Linked DNA regions of Homo sapiens: region 2 is linked to region 1. A link is a contact called in ENCODE Hi-C or POLR2A ChIA-PET data. All regions are on one chromosome and are shown on one strand. The core of a region is the stretch at or near the end of the contact, and the rest is flanking DNA. Distances in the headings are between cores, read along the strand shown. Region 1 overlaps MAST4 (microtubule associated serine/threonine kinase family member 4). Region 2 has its middle 55 kb from the start of LINC02219.

Region 1 (3,684 bases), core at 714-3,213:
TATGGAGTAGAGTATTAAAAATACATAGCTCATTTAGTACATAAAAAGCATTTGGAGGACAGAAGAAGCAAAAAATGAGCTATCCTAAGAAACATTGTCAACCCTATTTCTATTCCTGGATCTTATCAATTTTTAATAAAACATTTAAAAAATATCAGGGAAGCAGTTTTCTTCATTTCTATACAAATTGATTAACTCTTTCTCCTGGATGAGCTAGAGATTAATCTTTTTGAGGTAAAATCATCTCTTAGAAGAGAGAGTAGAAAACTAATCAATGTTCTTTCTCTAAGAGGAAGTTTTAACAGTTGAAAAATGACCCATCTCTGATTCAAGGCTTTGACAACAAGAGCCAGGAGAATTTGGGAGATAGAGTTATCATTTATAATTAATATATCATTAATTCTTTCTAACTATGATGCTAGACTCATTGCCCAGGGATTTTTTTTTCTTTTTTAAAACTAGAACACAAACATTAATTGTTCGTTCTTCTGGTGTTTGCCTGATACAATAATCCAAAAAAAAATTTCATAAGTGGAATTATGTTTTGTTTAACAATATATTATGGACACATTAAATAATCTTCCTAGAGACCTCTTGCATCCACCTTTTTCATATTTCTTAATGATAAAAAGAAATTTGCTTCTTTGTTAAATATCTTCTCTTTCCACAGCATTTATTTCAGAAAACACCTTAACCTATGATGGGAACACTTTGTCTACCTGGCTATTGAAATCTTTCTCTAACAGTTGCAATTCTAGTTTAGATGATTTTATATGCTGCTTTATCTTTATTTTTGCCTTTAGTTTCTCTTTTTTTTTTTTTTTAACACAGATTTTGTCAAATCTTAGGTAGACTGATTTTTATTATTTATTTTTGTCCTCCCAGTTATACAAAGTCACTTAACTGAACAATGGATCTATTTAATAATGCAAGGAAAAGTCACCCTCCCTAGACTTCCTGATTACAAACTCCTTGTAAGCACTTGTCTTGGGCCCTGGTACCAGTCCTCTGCATGGGGCAAGATACTCTAAAAACTGTTAGGGGATTTTTGGTGGAGTAACGTGGCTACTTACACATCAGAAAAACAAGTTACCTTAAAACAAGAAAACCAAATTGATGATGGTGTTGATGGAGTGGAGTGGAAGTTAACTTTGTCCTGTGAAACTGTTTATCACCAAGTGCTAGTCTTCAATTTGTAGAAAGACAGCATAACCTCATGCTTACCACTCATCTCCCTTCTTATACATTATTTTAAAATATTGACACATTTAGATACAAAAATAGGTGCTCATGTGATTTTTTTTAAAAAATAAAATGAAAATGATTTCTTATTATTTGAAATACATAGCATCAAATTTTTGGTGTACTGTCCAGGAGGCAAGCTAATAGTACAATGTGGTTTTGCTCCTTACCATATACTTTTGTGAGTTCAGAAAACATTGCAGCCTTTTGTAATAAATAGTCACTGAAGCTAGTATCTTAAGACCCAGGGCTCTGGAGAGAGATCTTTAATTTAAGGACATAGAAAACACTGTTTCTTTTATGTAAACGAGCTCCACAATTTTATGATTATACTTGAATGGAAATATGTTATGACCACAAAGCCAAAGGAATGACTCACTTGGTAGCTATCGACAGGTTTTATTTTCAAGATGGATTTAACTGCATTGTTGTTTTCAGATGTATTTTACCCTTTCAATAGGATTTAGGGTCTATTTAGAAAAATAATAAGTGGAAGTAAGCAATAGAAGAGTTCATGTTTATTTCTTTCATAGTACCGTTGATTTCTTTTCAGTAAGTTGAGGCATCCTAATTCTGGTCTTGATATGCAGTTTAATTTCATGTGGGTGAATTATTCACAATCCCTTTCAATATGGAAAGTTGACACAGTAGGGTGCCATCTGTCTATACCATTGAATTTCTGCTTAGCAGTACTTCCATGTGAAGGTCAGGGATTCCATAGCTTTCATAAGCAGGAATCCAGGGACACAGTGAACAGGAACTCTCTGAGTCACTGCAGGGAATGCAGAATGAGTTTAGGTTGGGTGTCTGGTGAATATGGTGAGGAGGAATTGATGTGTTATCCTGGAGCTTGGAGTACTTACTGATAAGGACCAAATCTCAGGCTAGGGACGAATGAGTTCCTCTCATTAAACAGAAGGCTGGACCTGTGAGAAACAAGTGTTCGTACCTATAAGAGGCAGGCAGGAGATCTGAAAGTGACTGAAACCACAGTTAAACTTTTCCTCATTAACTGAAGCACTGTGTCTCATCCCATCTCCTGCCATAGTTTTAATCTAATCCACACAATTTAGTGAGGCCTCTTTCTACACACAGATCCCTCTCCTGTCTGCTTTCTTAGAGTCTAGGGAGTTCTTGGAGGATAGTAATGGTGGAAGATACCAGACTAAAGGAATAACATCTTGAAAGAATAAGTGCAACAGAAGAATCTACAATTTGGGGTTACAAGGCTATAAGATTTGTAAATATAAGATTTTTTACTGTTGAGTTTGCTTTATTTTGAGATTTTATATATATATATATATATGTGTGTGTATATATATATAATATAAACTTATCTCACTAATGCAGTCAGTGTATCTTATTCTGATTTGCTGGCCAAATTTGCTTTCTGACGCATGTTACAATGTGGGCATTAATTCTTCTTTTCCCCAAAGCCAGTGCTATACAAGGATGCTTCATATCACAAATCTGATTTCTGGGTTCTCTTGAACACTGAGAGTGAGTTATCTAGAAATAAGAAACCAGAAAAGTCATATAAAAAGAGGCATGATCCAGAAATATGGATTTGATTTTGAAATCCACTAAAAAACAATAGAACAAAAAAAAATCTGCTGCATGCATAAACACAGTTCTCTCCAGAGAGCTGTGTCTGGCTAGATCTGTTGGTTTGGGCAGGCATAAGGAAGGAAGTGCCTGGTTGACCTGGGTAATTCATATGTTGGATCATCTACCTATGGATCTTTGAGAATACACTGTGGAGGAAGGAGCGTCTATATCGTGTCCACATCCCACCTGTCTACCATGAGCCTGAAAAATCTGTACACAAGTGTATCCTGGGATAAAACTCATGCCCCACTTGGTGATACTGGACTGTCTGTCCACCAGGGTCAGACTTACTGCCTCCGGAAAAACCTCACAATCTGATGTAAAGCTCCATAGCTTGAACTATCTCTTGTACCTGACCCTCATGCTACAGACTCAAAAGTCTGGTTTGGTTGGTATCCTAAGTACCAGCTCCATCTCTTAGCTGTGGATTCCTAGTTACCAAGCTCATGTGATTTCTATGTATGACCAGAATGGTGAGATATTAATTTATAAGTGTACATATAATCATTATTGGGCCTAGGCCCTTCAAAGGTCTTATTCTCTGCTTTGTAGACAGTCTAGCAAGATTGTTAAAAACACAGGTTCTGAAGGCAGACTGCCTGGGTTTAGATCCCGGTTCTCCCACTTACTAGTTCTGTGATCTTGGACAAGTTACTGAACTTCTCAGTTCTTCAATTTTCACATCTATAAAGATGTGGATAAAAATAAGTCCTACCTTATAGGATTGTCATGAAAATTAAACCATTGCTTGGAGTGTGTTAAACGCTTTGTCAGTGTTAGCAGTTATTATTATTATTTTTAATCACTTTTGGGCAGACCTCTCCATGAAGCTAA
Region 2 (3,684 bases), core at 521-3,020, 1.1 Mb after region 1:
TTAGACTATAGACCAAGTCTAAACCAATCTCACCCTCCTCACTGACAGCACCTCCCTTCCCTCGTCTTCCCAGTTCTCCCTCTCTTGAGAGACAAAAGGAAGTTGACCAAGGCTGGAATTACCCCAATTTTGTTTTCCTTCCTTCCAATGTCTTTTTCATTTTTATTCATTTGTTTATTTATTTTGAGACAGAGTCTCGCTCTGTCACCCAGACTGGAGTGCAGTGGCACAGTCTTGGCTCACTGCAACCTCCACCTCCCAGGCTCAAGTGATTCCCCTGCCTCAGCCTCCCCAGTAACTGGCATTACAGGCATGCACCACCACACCCAGCTAATTTTTGTATTTTTAGTAGAGACGAGGTTTCACCATGTTGGCCAGGCTGGTCTCAAACTCCTGACCTCAAGTGATCTGCTGGACTCAGCCTCCCAAAGTACTAGGATTACAGGGGTGAGCCACCGTGCCCGGCCCCAATGTCTTTTTCAAAATTAATGTTCTATTATTGTCTTATTTTGTTACAAATGGGGATATACTCATCAGAAAACACAGACAGCAAAAATAAATTTCTTAACATCCATAATCCTATACACCCAAAGATATCCAATGTAAACTCTTTGTTGTATAGAGTTTGTTTTTCTTATAAAGATCTAGACAGATGTGTATAGACCTAGATCTACATAATAGATTATAGCTATAGATATAGATGTATTTACAGATATAATTACATTTATAAATATAGACGTAGCTATGTTTATAGATACAGATATCTGTATATTTGCAGGGCTAACTCATGCAGCAGCAGAGGGTGCTGAGAGTAAAGGCACTTTATTCGGTGGATGGGGCATATTTTGACTCATAATCTGCCTTTTTCATTCAAATTAAGACACACTTTGTTTAATCCTAAATTCTTTCTAGATTCTTGGTTGTTCCCCACCACCCCCAGTCCAGCTTTGCCCTCCCCAACTAGAGTCCATCCTTAGCTGTGGCCTCTCCAGTGAACCCAGCTCTGCTGTGGGTAACCCAGTCCAGGGAGTCCTCAGATTTTCCTACCACAGAGAACTGGCTGCTCCTGTTATGTCTGGGATGAAGGGAACAAGGCCTGCTAATTTCAAGCCAGTACATTCAACCAGCAGCTCTGGTTTCCTCTTACCCTCTCATACACTGCATGATCCTTGAATGTGTTTTCCAATGGCAAAGATTCTTTCCAAAATAAGGCTGAGTGGAGTCTTAGATGTAAAGACAGAAATACTAACAATACACTAAACATTGAGTGTTATCTATAAAGCTGAGGGCTTTATAATTAACCCTTAAAGCAACTTCTTAAGGCAAATATTGCTATTATCCCCAGTTTACAGATAAGAAAACCAAAACTTAAAGAACGATCTGAAGTTTGATTCAAACCCAGGATTGCCTGACTCCCTAACATGAATCACACTACACTGCTTCTGTCTGCGGGAGTGTCTCGCAGGAGATTTCGCAAATGCCCACGACATGGATTCTGTGTTAAACTCCTCTTTCCCAAGGCTTCAGTTCTTTCTGGCTGAGCACGAGCAAGGTCTGCAGCTATGCAGAAGCATCTTGGTGAAGGGAGGCAGGACCCCTGCTGAGCAATCGTGTATCCACCACAAAAGTGCTGGTGGCGCCAGCTTAGTAAACTTAGAGTTACATCTTTCTCCCTGAGATGGTTCAGAAGTTTGGCTTAGTGATCATCATTTGAATGACAGAAATTCTGTGTACCTGATGGCTTGGGTAATCATCTTCAGAGTGCTGAATGCCAGGCTTGGCACTGAGCCGGGTGGGGCTTTACCTAGGCTAGCTTGACTCAGGGTGCTTTTTCCCCAAAGGCCATTCCTCTACGGAAGACTTAGCAAGTATATGAAAAAACCCTGAGTCAGGCCAGTTTGTATATATAATCTAATATTGTCAAAATAAATTGATTTGGAATGAAGAGCTTCCTGTTTCTGCAGATCATTTTCCTTTGTTGAGGATCATCTGAAGCTCCGTTTTTATTAACTTTTATGAGCACCTTCTCTCCTGTTCTCCTGTCAACAGATTGTTGATATTGGCCCTGATTGTTCCATGTATGGGTAAATGTGAACCTTGTTCTCTTAAATCCTAGTTTGATAAGAACTAACAGGAAACCGAAAAAAGAAATTAAATAAAAAGTGTAAGTCCTGGGTACGTTAGCAATGCAGAATCCAAAATAGAATATGGAATAAGGTAGTCAAGAAATTAGCACATTTGTATCTCATCATACAAATCTTACCACTTGCCCCCAGATTTTTAAATAATGAGCCCATGAAGGAGCGCCTAGATTTAACAGTGAGATCCAATTATAAGGGTAGATATTAGGAAATAGTTACCCAAGCAATGACCTTAAAGGGAGAGGATGCAGAAGCATGGATTCCAGCTGACACGTGGAAACCTCCCTTTTCCTCATGAAAACTGCTTCAGCAACCCAGAAGAATAAACTTTATTCAGGGAAGGAACACCTTTTCTACTGCAGCTGAAGGTGTGGAGGTAGGGATAGTGAGAAGGCAGATATTTCATAAGAAGGAATCCTTGGGTTTCGGGGATATCATACATGACGGCTTTAATTTTTTCTATGAAATAAGGTGCAGAGGAGATGGGGAGGGTAGCTTGAAGAGAGTAGTGAAAGTCTGGCCCCGGTAGAGAAGGAGAGGGGATCTGAAAAAGGCAATTTTTTAAAGGACACAGAGCACTCTGAGGACCAGTCTGGGTTTGGAGACCCTGAATGTACAGGGGCAGCAATAAGTAGTGGAGTGACATACCAAAGTAAGAGACAGCAGAGAATCAGGATGATCCACTTGTGGAAATTGGAGAGACAGGTGCAGCAGAAAGACAGTGGTTCAAGAGACACAGCCCATATTTAGTTTGGATAAGGAAGGAAACAAGCCACAGGTGAGGATATTCAATGGGAAGGGAAAGGAGCATTTAAAGGGCTGGTGTATTGAAATAGAATGAGGTTGAATAACAAACACTGGGGTCATGAGAGGCAGAGAACAGAAAGGATAGAAAGTTGGTTAACAATTGATAAAGGAGAGCTTAAGATATTAGAGGAGGTGGAGCTCCTCTTGGTAAGACCAAGGTTGGATCTATCAAGGAGAATGGGTAACTGAGGCAGAGAGAACATAAACTGTTGAAGATGCCAGAATCTTGAGGCTAGTTTGTTGAAAAAGTGGACCAGCAGGATTTGAAGACACCTATAATGATGACAATGCTTTCTTTTTTCTTGTAATATTGTATCATTATTTTATGGCATGCCTTCTTGTTATAAGCCATTTCCAAAACTTGTGGAGCAAGGAAGAAAACAAATAAAATAGGAAGAGAGCCAGCGAGATCAACAAAATATGAAAGTCATCACTGGATATAGGAAGTGCCCAAAACTATGTGAATTAGGTAGTTGAGGGATCTTAATTTCTTAATATTTTGGGGATTTAAAAATCTGCTCTTCCGGGCTATGGATTCATTGAAGGGAGATCTATGACTTATCATCTGTGCATCCTATTATGGTTCTGAGCACAGCTGCCTACACAAAGCTATTGTTCAGTAAAACTTCGTTCATGGAATTAAGTTTGCAAATGGTTCTAATGCATCCTTAGATGTTCATATACTTTATTTATTTATTTATTTTTTTGAGACAGAGTCCTGCTCTATCATCCAGGC

Evidence for each region. A loop is a pair of places that touch in the nucleus more often than their neighbours do. ChIA-PET counts read pairs that join two places held with the same protein, here RNA polymerase II (POLR2A).
Region 2: a loop to region 1 is called in a map of posterior cingulate gyrus, with 6 times the contacts of the local background. The contact joins two enhancer-like sites. A Hi-C loop is called at or near these places in 1 of 168 maps with a recorded cell type or tissue (posterior cingulate gyrus). POLR2A ChIA-PET finds 5 or more read pairs at or near these places in 1 of 52 experiments (H1).

The regions. Positions count from the first base shown.
Region 1 is chr5:67,037,433-67,041,116 of GRCh38, forward strand. The region is part of intron 4 of MAST4 (microtubule associated serine/threonine kinase family member 4); the gene reads left to right. Among named protein-coding and RNA genes, the nearest start is that of MAST4-AS1, 35 kb to the left of the region's middle. Within about 2 kb of position 1,964, at least 2 of the 41 ENCODE cell types and tissues checked have a DNase peak (open chromatin) inside an H3K27ac peak, as active enhancers do.
Region 2 is chr5:68,132,766-68,136,449 of GRCh38, forward strand. No RefSeq gene overlaps it. Among named protein-coding and RNA genes, the nearest start is that of LINC02219, 55 kb to the right of the region's middle. Within about 2 kb of position 1,771, at least 2 of the 41 ENCODE cell types and tissues checked have a DNase peak (open chromatin) inside an H3K27ac peak, as active enhancers do.